Regions from separate parts of the Homo sapiens genome. Here region 2 is linked to region 1. The links are chromatin loops, found by intact Hi-C in ENCODE. Cell type or tissue: dorsolateral prefrontal cortex. All regions are shown on one strand. Each heading gives the region's core, and the rest is flanking DNA. Links, peaks and the distances in the headings are about the cores only.

Region 1 (10,636 bases), core at 3,297-8,296:
CTATCTGAGGTTTCAGGCATCCACTGGGGGCCTTGGAATGTATCCCCCTTGGATAAGAGAGGACTACTGTACATATCTGTGTGAGGCAAGCTTTTCTTCCTATACTTTAGCTAAAATAACATATCACAACAGACTGAATGTAGAAACAGAAAAAGAGAATCTAACTACCTTCTATTAAACCAGACATGAGGCCAGGCACGGTGGCTCACGCCTATAATCCCAGCACTTTGGAATGCCCAGGTGGGTGGATCACTTGAGGTCAGGAGTTCAAGACCAGCCTGGCCAACATGGTGAAACTCCATCTCTACTAAAAATACAAAAATTAGCCAGGCATGGTGGCGGGCACCTATAATCCCAGCTATTCTGGAGGCTGAGGCAGAAGAATCGCTTGAACCTGGGAGACGGAGGTTGCAGTGAGCCGAGATTGTGCCACTGCACTCCAGCCTGGGCGACAGAGTGAGACTCTGCCTCAAAAAACAAAACAAACAAACAAACAAACAAACCAGACATTAAAGAGACTTGCAAAATGTCGAACAATGCCATTCTTCCAGTTTTTCTTAAAAAATATAGTTTCCCCACACCAATATGTTATTTATGTTCATGTGTGATAGGTGTATTATTGTGATATTTATTTTACAGATAGGGTGTTGCTATGTTGTCCAGGATAGTCTTGAATTCTTGAGCTCAAGTGATCCTCCCATCTCAGCATCCTGAGTAGCTGGGATTATAGGGATGAGCTGCATGTCTGGTTAATTTTTTTATTTTTGTAGAGATGGGGTCTCGCTATGTTCTAGCCAGGCTAGAAAGCAATGGCTATTCACAGCCGTGTTCCTGGAGCACTTCGGCATCAAATTCCTGGCCTCAAGCCATGCTCCTGCCTCAGCCTCCCAAGTAGCTGGGACTCACCTAGCTATATTATTGTAATTCTTTAATTACAAAATGAATGTTTAGAAATTTTCTCAGTTTTAATTTCAAACATGATAAATATCAATAGACATAGCACTTTTATTTAAGAGTATAAAGGAGTCCTGATCTCCTCAGAATATTCTATAAAACAATGGTTCTCTATTCTCTATAAAATACTCTGAATTCACAGTCATCATATCTTTCTAGTTTGGGTTTTGTTGTGTTTTGTTTTTTGAGATAGGGTCTTGCTCTGTCACCCAGGCTGGAATGTAGTGGCATGATCATAGCTCACTGCAGCTTTGAAATTCTAGGCTCAAGTAATCCTCTCACCTCGGCCTCCCAAAGAGCTGGGATGACAGGCATGAGCCATGCCTAGTCTAGTTTGGACTAGCCTGTGGTCATATGCCTGATAACTTGTAATGCCAGGTCAACAAGTAAGGCCTATATAGTCCTAAGATTGGGGTATATTTCACTTTGGCGTCACTATGGGGTCTGGGGAGAAGTCACACACCTCCTTCAGCCCTCATTGCATTTGCAGAAAAAATTCAGCCTTATTTGAAAGTGACGAGCGTCTGGCATGCTCCTCTCTTTGTGCTCAGAAAAGGGCTTGTCAGCTCCTGTTCTGCAGTAGATCCTCGCCCAAAGTTAATCAAGTTCAATTTGATTAAAAGTTCTATGTGTACTGCAATGGAGACATGAAAAAAAAAATGTGACCATGAAAAATAATGGTTCCTTACGAACTCAGTCGCCAGAATGTAAGTAACTCATCCTGGTTTGCCACTTTTCACACCGAAAGTCCTGCATCCTGCATCTCCAGTTAGGGTGATCAACTCGTACCTGTTGACAAGGACTGTCCCAGTTTTAAAACTGCAAGGGCTTCCTCAGGCCTCTGCAAATTAAGGTGGTTGGTTACCCAACCAGGAGGGGACAGAACAATAACTAAAAATCATGTGACAAGTATTTAAAAAGAAGTATCCATATGGGGCTATAGAAGCACAGATGAAAGAAAAAATCTGAAAAGAATTCTTTTTAGCTGAAAATCTAGGTAACCTATAATTAAGAAATGATAACATTCATTTATGTTTGGTGAAGGAGGAAAATAACTTTCTGCTTTTTTGCTTTTGCTTAGAATCTGAGAACTTAAACTTATATGTCAGATTAAACCCTAGCTCTTCTTTCCATCCCCTTCCTCCTGAACCACTCAGTCCTGAAGGCTGTAGGTGGGCATGCCGGTAGAGGGAGGCTGCTGCCCAGTGCTGGAACCCCAGGAAGGGCACGGCCCAGCAAGGAGAGTCAGACATGGAGGGGAGCGAGGAGGTCCATGCAGGGCAGCAGGCTGGCATGGGCTGTCTGAGCCTGTGGGCCAAGGAGAGGCATCCGCTTTGGGCAACAGTCTAGGATGGGCAGTTGGAAGTGGTATGAGGCGTGGCTACCCCACATAGGTGTTGAGGCCCAAGTGTGGTGGGAGGACGTCCACACTTGAGGGGGTGGGGGACTTAGCAGAGAGAGTCAGAGCTTAAGTAAGGTAAAGATAGCATCTCCAGGAGAAGATCCCGGAGTGGGCTGAGGAGGGACTCCCTGCAGGGGAAGACTCACAAGGGGTGCCAGAGCCAGGTGAGCTGATGAGGGACTCATGTAGGGGAAGGCCTGATGTGGGGTGTCAGATCCCGAGTGGGGTGAGGAAAGTGTCCAAACAGGGAGGTGGACAGTGAGGGTGTGAGAGCTCATCAGGGTGAGGAGGATGTCGCCTAGTTTGGGATAAAGTCAATGGGCCAGGTGAGAACTTCCAGGAGTGTTCACACAGACAGATGGCAGCATGAGCAGGGTGACGAGGGGTGGCCTGGTGAGGGGTGTTAAGAGTCTGTGCAGGATAAACAGAGCTTCTATGTCAGGGGAGAGTCTGGTGTGGGGTGAGAAGGATGTCCATGCAGGCGAAGGCCTACTGTGAGGCATCGGGGTCTAAGCAGGGTGGGGCAAACCATGTGTGAGTTGGACTGGTGTGGGTTCCAAGCTGAGGAGTGTGAGCAGGTGTCCACATGGAGGACACGGCTCGGGTGCTGAAGGGGTGGGGGGCACCCAGAGCCTATACAGGGTGAGGAGGGTACCCATGCTATAAAAGGTAACAGTGGCTTTTTGATCAAATAAGTATACCAAAGATAGTGGCAACGAGGTTTCTTATTGTTGCAGGAGTTACAAATACAGAAAGGGAGAAAACTAGAAAGAATCTTGAAGTGTTGGATTAGAATTGGAAGTGACAGGATCAACTCATGGTTTGCAATATCCACGGCTAGCTCAATATAAATAGCTCATCATGTCCTAAGAGGGGCTGCATGCTGCTCCCATAGCAATATGCATACCTAGATCTCAGATCTCCACCTCTTCCTTTTTTTTTAGTTTTCTATTTTGTTTTAGAGATGGGGTCTCATTGTGTTGCTAAGGCTGGTCTCAAACTTTAAGCGATCCTCCTGCCTCAGCTGATACTCAGCCTAGATCTCTACTTCTAAATGCCATTTTTCCACTAAAAGACTCAGGGCTTCTTGAGAAATGGCTGATTCCAGCCCTGGGGCTGGAAAAACACGAAAGTATCCTGGAATACCTTGTGGTACCAGAAAGCCAGGAAGTGAAGAAGACATGTGAAAGGGATCAGAAGCCAGCTTGAAGGAATTTCCACTGGCCACATCAGAGGAAGTCTAAACATCAAATGGATTGTAACTCAGATAAAATAGAAAACCATTAATCCATACTGATATAAATAAAGGAAGAAATCAAAATCTGAATGAACAGGAAATTTAAATCGTTTCAAATGGTCTTCCTCACAAATACCTATTAAGTATACAGTAAGTCCTCACTTAATGTCCTCAATAGGTTCTTGAAAACAGCAACTTTAAGCCACATGATGTACTATATGCCATAGGAACTTAACTCTTGTTTATATCAACTGGCCTATGGTAAAACTGGTTTTGTTATACAGTATATCATTTAGCTTAAAGTCACAGTTTCCAAAAATCTAGAACCTATAGAGGATGTTAAGTGGGGACTTACTGTAAATGGAAAAAGCGTAACTTCACAGATGAAAAGCCTGGCAGACACCTCCTTAATCAAGTGATTAAATGAACGTCACCAGTAGTGGGACAAATGGAAGCTACATGCCAACTGGTAGATACAACGTGAAGAAGATAGTCTCACTTATCTGATATTCCTACCAAAATGCAGAACCTGCATCTAATCATAAGGAAGCATCAGACAAGCCCACATTGAGGGAATTCTACATAACAAATGACCTGTAGTCTTCAAAATGTCAAGACATGAAAGTCAAGGAAAGACTGAGGAACTCCTCCAGGCTGAAGAAAATTAGAGAGATATGATAGCTACATGTAATGGGGTAATCCTAAAACTGCATCCTTTTGTTACAGAGGATACCACTGGGATCACTGGCAAAACTTGAATAGGGCCTGAGAATTAGACCCTTAACTTAACTCACAATCAGGGCTATAGGAAAAGCCTCACATTCCAACCACAGGACAAGGTCATACTTTACTTCACAACATTGTAATGTATCAATGTTAATTTCCTGGTTTTGACAGTTATACTATGGTTATGTAGGAGAATGTACTTGTGTATAAAAAATACACACTATAAGCATTTGGGGGTGATAAGGCTATGTGATAAGGCTTTTATTGTAAAAAAAAAAAAAAAAGAAGTTTTTTGTACTGTACTTGAAACTTTCCTGTAAGATTCAGAATGTTTAAAAAGTCACCTCATAAACTTACTATTGTATTCAGTTAGTTGCAAAAAAGGCAGGAAAAGAATCATTACATTTATCTACTACATAACATAGAGGCTGTATAAGTCACACAGCTTCCCTGGGCTTCAATTTCCTCTATAAAACATGTGGATTGGATTGAATTATCTCTAAGGTTCTTCCTACTATTATTTTCTCTTTTGGGGAGGGTAGAAGAGGCAGGGATCTTCAATTTGCAGAAGACTGTTCTCATCTTTCTTTAAAAACATCTTTCTGTATGTCTACAGACAAAGACAACTTAACTCACAATTAGGGCTATAGGAAAAGCCTCACATTCCAACCACAGGACAAGGTCATACTTTATTTCACAAGTCAGTCTCATTTTTTTTCCATCCTCTTATTCTCAGGTTCAGTCAAAGCCTCTACCCAATTCTCCAAATCTTTGAAAATTCTCCTATTGAATTATACTAACACAGTTCCTAAGATTTATAAGATACTTTTAGCTATCCCAAAGACTTCCATATAGGTTCTCATTTTATCTTCCCAACCAGTGATGGCATGGTATTATCTTAACTTTACAGATGTGAAACATTTCTGGACAGAAATCAATGACTTATTTAAGGTTATACGATATCTAATAGGAATGAAAACCCAAATCTTCTGACTTCCAATTCTGTGTTCTTTCTGCCAATCTCAGCGCTCGTGTTGATTGGCAACAAAGTATATCTTTGAGTTTCTGGTATTGTCCAGAAAACACTCATGAGGTCCAGCACGTACCCAACTTCCTTATTTGGCATCTCCACTCAGTGAATAGACACTTAATATGTCCAAAACAGAACTCTTGATTTTATACGTCAAGCCAGTTCCTTTGCAGTCATTCCACTTTTCCCTCAGTTATTAAACCCCCACATCGAGGCACCATTCTTGATTTCTTTCCTTTTACCCTCACATCTAGTACAAAGTATGCTGGACTATATACTAAGCTCCCTCCCCACTGCTAATTGTACATTTACTTGCCGTTTGAAAACCCTTGCCACCTAAGAGCTTTCTTATTCTAGAACTTGGTTCTGGGTTGGCTTGTCTCATGGAGTTCCTGAATATTAGCTGTTGACCTTCTCTTATTTCCTCTTTTTTTACTGATGGTTCTGAGCAAAGTCTTCTGCATACTTACAATTCTAATTTAGATGTCATCCTAAATCTCTAAATTTTCATGAAAGGAAAAATAACATTATTTGCTAGCCTGGTCTGACTGGAGTTCTAGTGGGGATAGGTGAAAAAGCCTCTCAAAATCCCTTGAAAATCAAAGACTGGTTCTGTAAAAAGTAAGGAAAAGTAAAGATTTTGAGAAAAACAAAACTCTACAGGGAAAACAGAACCACCAACATCAACAATAAAAATTATCAAGACATATTTCTTGTTACTTAACTCTTGGCTACTAAAATCAAGCTTATATCTAAATGATATTGTTGACAGGGTTAAAATTCTGCTTGATGGCCAAGGTACTGTGTCAGCCAGTCACAGCATGTGCCCACTGACAGGCACCTTTCAGAGCCAGTCAGCAGACTTCTTGGACAGTCTGTGGGAGTGTCCCATTTCAAGACTCCGGGCATTCCACTGGACTGCACACAAGGGTTTACATCATTGCAGAGAGCCTGGAGCATGTCACCAACCACAGACATGGAGACTGGAAAGATCACAGAATCATCTTGGATGTATACCAGGGAACACAATGGGCTACAAAGGATCTCTTTGCCATGTGTTTTGAGAATGAGAAATGAAAATGATATTGTAGTGCTCTAATAGTATAGTAATAGGACTTAAGGTCAAAACTGTGTGGTGTGTGGTGTGTGTGTGTGTGTGAGAGAGGGAGAGAGAGAGTGAGAGAGCACACATAAGAGAAACTGGGCAGAAATCATGCTCAAATCATTAATAAACGGTAATAGCCAGATTTGGACATGCCTGTGGTTAACACCTAAGGAATTAGGGGGCCCAGGTGACCTAGGGGATTCTTTCTCACTAATTCTTTACTATCTATCAAAATTCAATTAACTCCTGATTTTTGTAGTAAACAAAGCACATAATCCTCAAATCACAGCTACTTAATTTCAGAATACACACTTTGTAATCTATTTTTTTTAAAACTACATACTTTAATGGCCTAGAAGTTGGATTGGAGGGGGAAACCAGCCTTGAGTGAAAACTTTCCCATAAATAGTCCCCATTTAGGTAATTAAGGCCTGACAGAGCAGGCAAATCCATAGTTACATGTAGTGTACTATAAGAGCTCCCCTATTTTGTGGTAGATGTTACTTAAGGTGAAAGGGGAACTGATTTGCTGGAGCAATGCAGGAATCAATGTGAGAAACAGAATGAGGAAAAAAACCAGAAGTACTTGGCTCAGGCTGCTGAAACCAACCCACTGTACCAGGCCTCCCATTCTGTCGCCAACATTGGTTTTCTGCCAATAGCTCCTAAATGACGTCTTCAAAGTTCTGCAGAAAGAGGAAAGGGATCACAACAGTGAGCAGAAAAGCAGCTGGTGTCCTGGCATATGTGGAAGCATTTGTCTTCCAATTAACTATTACTTTCTTTTCAAAGAAACTCCAGCTTTCAGTACCAGAAAAAGATATCCTACAGGCAAAACACATTCCAATCCTAATATCGGGAGACAGTGTTCCATCTTACCAGATTTCCTACAGCCAAGACATGTTCAAATTGTGGTGTCATAGGATGGTGCTCCATTGCCATAAACAGTGTATTCAGGACGATGCAGATGGTGATGGCTAAATCCACAAAAGGGTCCATAACTATCAAGTTCACAATCTCTTTCAGTTTTATCCAGTAGGGGTGGCACTCCCAGATGAGGAAAGTGTTGGCAAATTTATACCAGCATGGCGGGCACTTTCTCTGAGACTCTTCCAGTTCTACAGTAAGTAAGAACAAAGATGGCCCCTCAATCACAGCAAGAAAACCAGGGGGACACACTACTCACTCTCAGTCATTATCACTGTTATTAATATGGAATCAAGGTTGTTTTGAGCGCTGACATTCCTAAGTGTTTTCCTTCTCTCTAAGGTAGAGAGGAAGCATGATCCACACAAGTTGCCTCCCTGTTAATAATGATCTAGTTATAAATGAAACTCAACCCATCAGTTATGGGAGTCGAGCACAGAGGTCAAGAGCTTGGCCTCTCAGGTCTGACTCCCTGGCCTCAACTGGCTTGAATGCTTACAAGTTGTGTGATCCCAGGCAAGGTAGCTGATTTCTCTGCTCAGCTGCCTCAGCTGTAAAACAAGGCATTTACTTTACAGGTTACAGGACTGAATGAGTTTGACTAAATTAGATGCTGGTGTAAAGCAGTCACTATAGTATCTGGCACAGGGTAAATCCTCAATAAATGGTAGGTATTCTATTATACACTATATTATTCAATTATTGTCAGAGAAGCCATCAAAAGTATGGACTCAAGCCAGACATATTTGAGTTCAAATACTAGCTCAGACACTTGCTAACTGTGGGACCGTGAACAAGTTACTTTGATTTGCTGTGAGAATTAAAGAGCTAAAATATATACAAAGTGCCCCAGAATACCCTGGCAGATAGAAAGTGCCATGGAAGTGTTTGCTATTATTATTATCTTCATTAGCAGGACCAGCATCATCGACCAAGCCACCATGTAAAACACATCTGCTATGTTCTCAAAGAAGTACAAGTTACTGTCTCCACCCTTAACAAGTTTACAGCTCATGGTTGAGTTAGAAATACAAGTCACACTCCTCTCCCCTTTTCACCTTTCCTTCCTTGTTCTGTCTCCTCCTGTCTCCTTCTTTCTTGCCCCTTTGCCCTTTCCTGCTCTCATCCTTTGCTTTTCTCTTTCTTTCTACAGCTTCTTCCTCCTTCCCTCCCTGGGTCATCATCTTCTTTCCTTTTTCTTTCTCTCCTTTGTCTTATCTTCTCCGTCTCTTTTAGAAACAGAAAGTGTTATTGTCAAACAAGATCTCACATGACCCCCAATACATGAAATACACCAGGAATTTCCCTAGATGAAGCAGGAGCCCACTTGGATAGATTTCTTCCTCTCCTGAGGCACTCCCCTAGAATCCCAGGACTCTGATACACACAGACTGAAAAATCACTGGACTAGACGATCTCAAAGGTCATTTCCAAAGCAAAGATTCAAAAGAATTATCAGATATCAAAGACAGACACTCAACTGGCAGTTACAACAATCTAGGTATGAAGCCCTACATAACAAAGCTCTCCTCAAATTAAGCATGAAATACAACTGCCAGGATTACAAAATTCCAAGGACCCTGAGCTAAGAGGATGCTTTTTAAGAGGTGAACTTTGAAAACCTGTCAGAATGTGAGGTATTGATTCTACAGGGTTGGCTGTAACAGCTACTCTCTCTCTGTTCAATTCTGCTGACACTATCAAATCATTTAAGGAAAAAAAAAATTCCCTAACATTTCACCAAAACCAAGATGGCTGCCTTAAATTAGCCTACGTTCCCTTTTCCAACCAGCTGGATGGCGATGCTTTATTTTAGACAAGGTGGTTTTGGCTGAGTTTCTGATTGGTTCCCTGGTTGCTAAGAAAATGGTTGCCTTGGTTTTTCAGATTTAAGGACCCCTGTAAGCGCCACGTGGGAGGCTGCGTGGGAAAGGAAGTCTGTGAGGAAAATCTGCTGTGGCTTCTTCCTCAGAGAACTCCCTCCCTTCCTAAGGTAAATATAGTTTTCTCCCCCAAAAAAGAAAATGACAAGGTTCTCTTATTTCCATAAATTCTTACAGTACATATTTGGAAATTTAGTTCCGTTCCCTTTTTTATCTCCTCCCTTCTCCAAACGACTGTTGCTCATTGGCACGTGGAGGTTGAAGCTGCGACTGCTCACATTTATGACAGTTGACACAATTGTAATGTTTTAAAATGAACTAGGTCTTGAGTCTTGCCACACAGCAAAAAGGGGTTTTCCTGCCCTACAGGGCACCAAGAAAATTCCTCTAGGGATACCAGACATCTCTTAGCCACATTTACTGAGAAGGGAAGATCCTCAGGATAAACTTTCACGCCTACAAAAAGTAAGACAATGTGGAGCTTCAGGAGCTAGAAAAGATCATTTGGGGAATAAGAAGGCTTATCAAGTGACTTATGACTTTGCAAACTGTTACTGGTTCCACATGCCTGGAATGGCCCAGTATTTGGCTTGGGGGAATGGGTTAACATCTAGGGGTGAGATGTCCAAAGGTTTGTGGGGTTTCTCTTACTTTGCTTTTGGACATTTTCAGAGAGGTTACTTTGGGTCTTAACCTCAGGGGTACTGGGAATTGTTTTCAGAAAGGACCTCACAATTTCACCAAGATAGTGGCTTTGGTAGACCATGAGGTTTCTGAAGGCAGGAGCTTCCCTCAACTCAGTTCAACAACTTTTAAGCATCTGCAATGTGCTAGGCACCAAGGATACACTGATGAAGAGCCCCCACCCTCACTAAGGTTACTGCCACACAGGAAAGGCTGATATCAGCCAAGTAACTATACTGACACTTGATGCTGGTCAGTTAAATAAAAGAATACATAAATAGTGGCAGCAATAGCTATGGCCAGTTACCTCTAGGGGAGTTTTTGGAATTGTTTTACCTGAGAATCAATAATGTCAAGTACTTCCTTGATATTAAAAATCAATAATGTCAAGTACATCACTACTTCCTCTTTCTTACTTCACCACGATCTCCCCTTCTCCCACAGCTTTACTGCTTTGAAGAGTGAGACTATACTACTCTACCTACACCCCACGCCCAGTCCTCTGAAATATCCCCAAAGCTTATAGCTCTGCTAGTGGTGAACTCTACTAAATGTGCTGGATCCTGGTAAGCATGTTTGCAATAGGAATGGGGTGGGGCAGAGCAGGCAGGGTTTTCTAATTATTGACAGGATTCTAGAATTCTCCACTGTGGTTTCTAAACTATTAGGTAAGTCGTAGCCTGCCTCT
Region 2 (8,501 bases), core at 2,790-7,789, 65 kb after region 1:
ATCCCACTGGTTAGGAGTGAAAGTAACAGAAATGAAAGCTGAGAAATAAAATTGCCAAGAGAAAAATAATCAAGAAAGTACAATTCTAAAGAAGGTGGAATGAAATTAAATAAGTGCTAATGAGCAGCAGATAAGCAGTGCTTTGGGGGAGCCATTTAAATGACAGAAATGAAAAGAAACTGACAAGTGAGTTTCTCTCAACCAGTTCTATTAGTACTTATACTATTAAATGCTGCTAAGAAGAACCTGAGAAACTCTTTCGAGATTCCCACCCTTTCTTTGGGCATGTCAGCCCTGTGGCACATGATCAAAGCATGCAGAGGACAAAACTTCTGACAGAGTCACTTAGAAGTTCACTTTATGCGGGACTCAGACAAATACAAAGTGAAAACAAAGTTTTAAGACATATAAACTTTTAGGCAGAATATTTCAATGTCAAGGTGAACCTGACAAATTCCAGACTAAAGAAAATTTAGAAAGGGTCTCCTCTATAACCGACCCTTTTAGCACAGACCTTGTGTACACTGTTCTCCAAGTTGCTGCCTCTGGAGCAAAACGGAAAGCATAAATAGTATGTATCCAAGTCAAGTAAAGTAAAAAGGGTCAGAAGGTGGGTTTGGTCTTTTCTGAGCTACAAGAAAGCTGTAAAGCAAAGCATTTCTTACAGAAAAGGGCAGAGCTAACTGATGCACCTTACTGTCCAATCTTCAGGAGTCCTGGCGGCCCTGACATACTCAGAATATCTACCAAAGACACAAAGAGGAAGGACAGTATCAGCCCAGGTTGGGGGTGGGTGAGTGCTCTAGGAAAGGAAAAGCTCTCATAAAGGAAGTTGATACACAGGGAGCTTTGTGAGACCTTGCAGGCTCCAGGTCAGTGGTTGCTCTCACTTACATTCTATTTTTGGCACCCTTGGCAGTAGTCTATAACCAAACTGGGAAGAGGAGAAGACAAAGAGAACAACAATTCCACTGAAGTGATCCACGAGAAAACTTGGTATACAGAACAATGGTTTTTACTAAGGGGGAATCATGGGCCAGCTCTACCACACAAGAATCAAAATGACATACTTCCAAGCAAGAGATGGCCCAGATCCACTGACTCATACACTGGTGCTCCCGCCTTGGAAGGAGACTGCATAGCAGGCAGGTAGGAATAGCACAACAGCCCTCTATGGGAGAAAGCATAATCAGCAATTTCAGAATTTCCCATGGGATGAGAGAAAACTTCCCATGAGGGAAACTTCATTACTGGATTTCTCTTGCTAACTCTAAAACATAGAATCGGGAGCAAAAAGATTGAGACTGAGAGCCACACTTTTAATTCAAGAACCAAATATACCATTTACTGACAGTGATCTATTATTCGCTTTACTATCCCTTAATGTTATTTTCCACCCCAGTTAGCCTCCCAAAGCCAGCTCAATTGGGGGTGCTTCTAGAAATAGGAATCTGGGACTCTATTTCAAACTGTGAAGCTGATGTCTAAATCTTGATACAAACCCTTTCTATTGGCTTAGGTTTCTTTATAATCATAAGTGCTGCTACTACAATCATTTATGGAGCACTACTATGGGCCAGGCACCACTGTGTTAGATACTGCATATATTCCAGATATATATATATATATAAAGGATAAATAACATGACATATTAAGGATATATACAAAGAATAAATAACGTGACACCAATCAAGAGTTATCTTGCAGAAATGCCATGGTCAAAAGTTAACCATATAGCAGAGACAGAGACAGAAGCTATGAGCTAGACTAGAGACAGCATCTGCTGCCCTAGTTAGTGAATAGAATACAGCTTTCCAATTTAATTCTGGGAGAGAAGTTTTGAGATCACAGGAACATAAAGAGACAGATGCCTTGCAGAGTACGCTGAGGGAAGTGAGCAGAAAACACAAGATCATATTTAAAAGGGGCCAGAGGAGGAGAGACACCATAGGAAAAAGGAAAGTAAAGATGTGGCATTCCAGATGCCTCAAAAAATAAGACAGGGCTTGCCTAAAGATTAGGCCACCATCAATGAGCTATCTGAGGCTGTCTGGAGAATGAGCTGAGCTTTCTGTTAAGCAGATTTAAAATGGCTAGGAACTAAATCTTGGTAAGTTAAGGTTGTAGTTTTTTGCCAAGAAGTATATACTCCAACTGACACCCAGCCTTTGGTTGATAGGGAGTCAGCTACCATCGCTAAAAATATAGGAATTCATCTTTGGTAGGGCACTGATTTACTGGCCAACTCCATGGCCCAAATTTGTAAGTGGTGAAGATGAATTTACCTTCTTTGAGGTTCTCAGTAAACCACATTCCAGTCTGCCCTCTCCAGGATTCTATCTTTGTGCTTCCCTCTCTATCTGCTATTGAGATAATGTTAAAAAGGGGAAAAAGAAATATTTCTGGGCCAGATGCAGTGGTTCACGCCTGTAATCCCAGCACTTTGGGAGGCTGATGCAGGAAGATTGCTTGAGCCCAGGAGTTGGCAGCCAGCCTGGGCAACACATAGGGAGACCCTGTCTCTACAAAAAAATTTTTTTTTAAAAATGAGCTGGGTGTGATGGCATGCACCTGTGGTCTCAGCTACTTGGAAGGCTGAGAAGGAAGGATCACTTGGGCCCTGGAAGTCAAGGCTGCAGTGAGCCATCATCGTACCACTCCAGCCTGGGCAACAGAGTGAGACCCTGTCTCTAGAAAATAAAAATAAATTTTAAAAAGAGAGATATTTCTGAGTCAGCCACAAGGGGAAGAGCCACGTAATAGGAATAGGATAAGAATAGGATGCCTCTGTTCTTTCTCCACATTCCTATTTCTACGAAACTGCTGTGGAAAGCCTGGTCTCTACGGAGTCTTCCTTGAAAACCCATGACCACAACTAAAGTCCAAAGAGCAACAACACAGTCTTCACCTCTGCCAAGTTACTGCCAGTATATCTTAGGCTCACAATACTAACTAAAATATCTTTCCTTTAAGATTTCAAGACTGGTCTTTAGAAAGATAAGTATTACCCAGTAGCAATGATTTAAATTAAATTAAGGAATCTTAACCTGGGGTCCATGGATGGGCTTCGGGGGGGGTCTGTGAACTTTCATCTGATTCTCAAAGGGATCCAAAACCTTCAAAAGGTTAAGAACCACTGGGCTAGCTCAACCAGAACCAAAAAGAAAAAGGCACAAATTTTAAAGAGGTTGTCAATCAACTAACTCTCAACTCACCTACTGATTCTGTTTTTCCCCCTCAAACTTCTATACTTTTTGTTGCCCATACCTTTAGTTGTATCTTATCTTACCTTTGATTTTTTTTTAACAGTGCCTGCATAAGCTTTCATTGGGATTTATGTCTGAGAATGAACCCTGAATATGTACAGTAGATGTCTACTGGTTCTTATTCTAGTGAGACAGACAGCAGTAGAACATGATAGACAGTGATTATTTAAGTGCAGTTCACTAACTCCAAGTCTCTTAAATTTGTCTCTGATACTGGATTAGTTAACTGGGTAGATCTCTTCTGTGATTAAAAAATTTCATTAATATAGTAATAGTAAATGTATAATTCTTTGAATAACGTCCCATCAGCAAACCATGCGATAGGAAGCCTAGAAATCACAAGCAATGAAATGATGGCAAATGTCAAAATTACTGTAATTCCATGGAGCCAGGAAGCAAATGATTTATATACAAAGAGACAGCTAGCTCTGTGACAATTTTTTCAAATATGGTGAGATCCAAGTGATTCTTAAGCACGTGCTTTTTCAATAGCATGGATGGAATGGGGGCTGCATGCCTGGCAAGCACTCAGAGAAAACTGCCTGAGGACCCAACGGCCATTCCAGAGAATGTCTCCCAGGAAAAACATGCAGAATGCAAGGCCATTATCAACTGTACTGATGCTGCTTTAGAATGGTGGACAAAACGAATGGAGGAGAAAGAGGAGATGTGGCAAAGTCAGTCTTATGTACAAATTTTCTCACCTGGAATTACAGAGATAGTTTTCAAAGCTCGGAGAACCCTGAATGTTCTCAGCGCTGAGACATTGCCCAGGTCCACAAACTCTGTCACATATCTGTAGTAAGGGAGGTCACACACAGACACAAGTGACAAACACAGACACAAACACAAACACCAAAGGAAAAAACAAAACCACAACAAAACAAAAAGTACAATACGTCACGTCAGGGCCCTATCCCAACACCTAACACCAACCCCGGACCATCTTACCTGGGATTACCGAAATAGTTTTCAAAGCCCTCAGTACCCTGAAAGTGCGTAGAGCTGAAACATTGCCTAGGTTTACAAACTCTGTTATATACCTGCAGAATCAAACCAAAGTTAACTTGTAATGGTACCACTGGGCGAGGGTTTGAGAATGGGGGGAAGAAAGGGTCTTATATACAAGCTATGGTTTCATTTTTTTTCCTTGAAAAAGAAAAGCTTCAAAATACAAACATTTAAGGAACATTTGTTTTTAATTGGACAAGAAGAATTCAAAAGTATATTAGAAAGGAGGTTTTTGGGATTTACTCCTTTAATCAGCATAGTAATGTGCTGATCCCAATCAGAATGGCTTTACTGTCAGCCCATTCACATTTTTTAGTAAAAAGGAAGGCCAGGAGGTATCAAAGACTTATGTTCCCAGGTTTTGCGAACAATTTCTTAAGAGAGGGAGACAAATTTCTGCAGCAGGAGCCCCACAAAAACAAATCTACATTAAAGTAACTCCCTAGTTGACAATGGCAAAATTGACTAAATGTCTGTATATATGACTTAATCAGGAGTTGTAATCATATGATTGTAGTCATGTCTATAAACGAAGTTTTGGCCTGTGACATACAAAAGCAGGGCTCAGGAAAATCCAAATCATGGGATCAGAGCAAATATTGTGTTAAGTGCTCATTTTAATTACAAGCTCTGTGCCTAGCAAGGACACTTAAAAATTTTAAATGAACACTAATGTGTATTCATAATGCTAGAAAGTAAGACATTGCCTTTATATAACAGAAAGTCAGTTTCAGTTTCAAGTATTCGATGCATATCATTTATTCACATTTTACAGTTGAAATACATCTTTCCACCAGATGCTCAGATCAATACATATTTAAATGCACTCTTTCTTACACATCATGCATACATGCAAAACCTATACACCACCCCCACTACACTCTCAAACCACAAAACGCTTTCCCAACCTGGAAATAAAAATATTAAAGCCTGCTATAACTCTTCTATCATCAGCTAAGTTTCCCAAAGATACATTTTTATTGCTAAAACAACACAAATGAGCAAGAGCAGTAACATACCAATGTGGAGTTACACTGATCTTGAGCAATAGTTCGAAATTCTGGTTAGTAACTCTTCAGGAAGTGCCAGTGTGGGTACCTTGGCTCATGTTTTGACTCTAAAATGTGCTCTGAAGTCTGCAACTCCTGGCCAGCCTTATTAAATTACATACGGTAAGACATACCCAGGAAACTAATTTTCAGCTGAAAGTTTACAACTAAAAAATTTCAAGTCTTCACAGAGGCCTTGTAATGATAGGTGTGCAAACCGTGATCGTTACAAGGAGGAATAAAATACGAGAGAGTGCCAATGGGAAATCACCTCCTCCTTTCTCTCCCAGCTGTAAAGCCTCTGCTTGCCTTCTCCCACATAATCACATTATCATCGCCTGAACCACAAGAGGCCCTCACAAGCAAGAATCATAGACATAAGCCCACAGGGCCTTACATGGTTATCCATTAATTCCTCATACAGCTGTGTCCACAAATGCACACCTACAAACAGACCCAGGAGTACAACTCCACACACAGAATCACACCCAGAACACCAATAAAGTAAGGGGAGAACTTACGCCATCATGATGACACTGAAATCTAACCAGTTCCATGGGTCCCGTAAAAAGGTAAAGCCATCTATGCAGAAACCTCTTGCAATGATTTTCACTAGTGATTCAAATGTATAAATCCCTGTGAACGTGTACCTGTCAAAGAAATGAATAGCTTGAGGTAATTTCTGGACAGAAACTTTAAATGAACCTTTTAAGTTAGCACTTGCCTGAAGTGTTGCTTCAACTAAGAGAGACAAAACAGAAAGGGCACAGCCAATGCAGCAGGAAGGAAGTGAGGAGGAGAAAGAAATGCTTTGAATGAAACTTACTGAAATGCACAAACTAAGACCTTTGGAATGTTGTACTGGGTCCTGAACTGTATTCCAAGGAAGTTAACTTTGCAGCTATCTAGTACATGATCATTTTGAAGAAGGTAAGGAGGCCCCCCAGAGCTGTTTTTAACCTTAGAGAAGTCAAAAAACAGGGAAACCTAAAATTGGAGAAAACAGTATCACCAGGAACTGAGGATACAAGATGGTGATGGGGCTGCAGGGCAACGGCACTGCCTGGCACAGGAAAGGGTGGAGTGAAGGGCAGTAATTTCTAGAGTTGACTTTTAGGGAGGGCTATTTCCTAAATTCCACATGTACTTTCAGCCTTCTCTGTGAAATAAAGAGAGGCAATAACTAATTTTTTTTCTCCTTGATGGGTAAACTGTGGCAAAGCAAGATTTAGTGACTAAAAATATTTAAAACAAACAAGCACACACATAAATGAGTTACTTACTCCACATTCTTCGACCAGTCAGGAGGGTTACTAAAAGTCATGAATACACAGTTGGTCAAAATAGTGCACATAATGATCATGCTAAATACTGTAGAGAAGAGTCAAGGGGCAATATTAAAATCTGGCCTGCCTTTTGTTTTCTCAAAAAACAAACACATTTCCATTGGGTATCAGATCTAAATCAATAACCTGAAAGGAGATGAAGCACAGAAGAGAAAAATGCAAGGTGACAATGAAAACTGTGGTCACCACCATAAACACAGCATGCCACTGTGAACTGTGGATGGATGGGGAAGGACAGCTATTCTCCTTCTTTCAAAAGGGCCGTCACTGTTCTACTCCCTTTGGATGAAACATGTTCCCCTAACCACTTTTCAGCTCAACTACAGACTAAGCCTCTAAATGTTTTTTGCACTTAGTATAATACCTTTGCACTTTCTCAACCAAAGTTGTCAGATAAGAAAATCAATTAAATCTATATGACTAGGTATTCATTTATTGGTAAGTTAATTATCTTATATAGCTAGTTATTTGAAAATCTACATGCAATGGTTCACTTTTTTTCCATAGTTGTTGTTCTTTTTTAAGAGACAAGGTCTCTCTATGTCATCCAGGCTGGTCTTGAAGCCCTGGGCTCAAGTGATCCTACATCCTCAGCCTTCTAAAGTGCTAGGATTACAGGCCTGAGCCATCATACCCAGCCTTCCCTAGTCCTTCTAAAGGGCTGAATTGTCTTTGGGGGCAAGGCATCAGCCAATACAGCCCATATGTGTTGAATATGTCCAATGTGGGAAACCAGCTGCGGCGTGTTAGGTAAAGATTTCAAGGACATCTGCACCACCACACTTCTGAAGACTAGGTAATAGAGCAAAATCCATTCTGAAAGTGTCCAGGAATGTTTATGGATAGCAAACCATACTGCCATTTCATTTCCATCCAGAATTTTTCTCAGGCCTTTCTGTTCTTATCTCTGAGAAAAATTAAACTATTTTAGGTCAGCACAAGTTACTCAAACTCTAATTGTCATATTAGACAATTAGAGCCAATTAGAGCCTGGGAGCCATATCCCACTTGCCACTAATTCACTCTCTCTTGTTAATGGCATTCACTATCTTTATTCTACCAGTGGAGTTTTAAAAAGAGAAAATATTTCTTACAGCTGGATTTTTTTTTCTTCATTACAGCTGGATTTGTCTTCATGCTTTTTGGAACCAGAAGAGAAAAAACACTCCATCTTCTGATCCAACAGAAAGGAAGAAGTCCACTGTGAATTATTTATTTCCTTATAAACTTTCAGGTTTCAGAAGTGTGTTGCTTCTAAACTACAGATTTCACAACCATGTTGCTAAATTCTCAAGAGTTAATAAAATGTGGCAAAAGCTTCTAAACCAATTCACCAAGTTGCCACTGCTGGCTTCCTCATCCTACTTGGAGGATACAGTAATCTTCGAAGCATGGGACTACATGCTGTTAAATATCGACCAGCCATGGAAGTTTCAAGCCACCATGCAACATCACTAAATCCATCAAATAATTTTTCATTTGCCACATGCACTCTCATATGTTAATAAGGTGTAACTCAGGCCACTTGAATAAATTGGCATTTTTCTATTTAAGGTGAGTAAAAATACCAGAAAAAATTCCTATTTATCCTACAATCTGCATCTAAACCTCTGTAACAAGGAGGTTATTTCATCTGAGAACTATCTCACTTTCTAAGCTCACTGCTCAAAAAATTTTTTAAAAATTCAAAGCTGATTTCTAAAGCATTCATCCAACTATTTGTAACTCAAGAAGGACTTTCAAAAACCTCTAATAATGGCTTTTAATATATTAAGCTGAATAGTTGGCCACAGAAAGAAATCACTGAAGTCTGAGTACTAAATAAAGTT

Evidence for each region. A loop is a pair of places that touch in the nucleus more often than their neighbours do. Peaks named below come from ENCODE experiments on the same cell type or tissue, not always from the same donor. Only the 100,000 strongest peaks of a DNase experiment are listed, where the experiment ranks them.
Region 2: a loop joins it to region 1, with 2.7 times the contacts of the local background. A loop is called at or near these places in 2 of 110 quality-filtered maps.

What each region holds. Positions count from the first base shown.
Region 1 is chr12:51,748,291-51,758,926 of GRCh38, reverse strand. It overlaps SCN8A (sodium voltage-gated channel alpha subunit 8), which reads right to left. Exons shown (of 27, transcript NM_001330260.2): 14 at 7,334-7,572. Among named protein-coding and RNA genes, the nearest start is that of TMDD1, 61 kb to the left of the region's middle. In dorsolateral prefrontal cortex, for the core only: no CTCF peak of the experiment used is centred there; DNase peaks (open chromatin) are centred at 6,216 and 7,126; H3K4me3 peaks cover 526 bases; H3K27ac peaks cover 3,439 bases.
Region 2 is chr12:51,684,566-51,693,066 of GRCh38, reverse strand. It overlaps SCN8A (sodium voltage-gated channel alpha subunit 8), which reads right to left. Exons shown (of 27, transcript NM_001330260.2): 4 at 6,610-6,699; 5 at 5,848-5,976; 6 at 3,971-4,062. Among named protein-coding and RNA genes, the nearest start is that of SCN8A, 98 kb to the right of the region's middle. In dorsolateral prefrontal cortex, for the core only: no CTCF peak of the experiment used is centred there; no DNase peak of the experiment used is centred there; H3K27ac peaks cover 596 bases.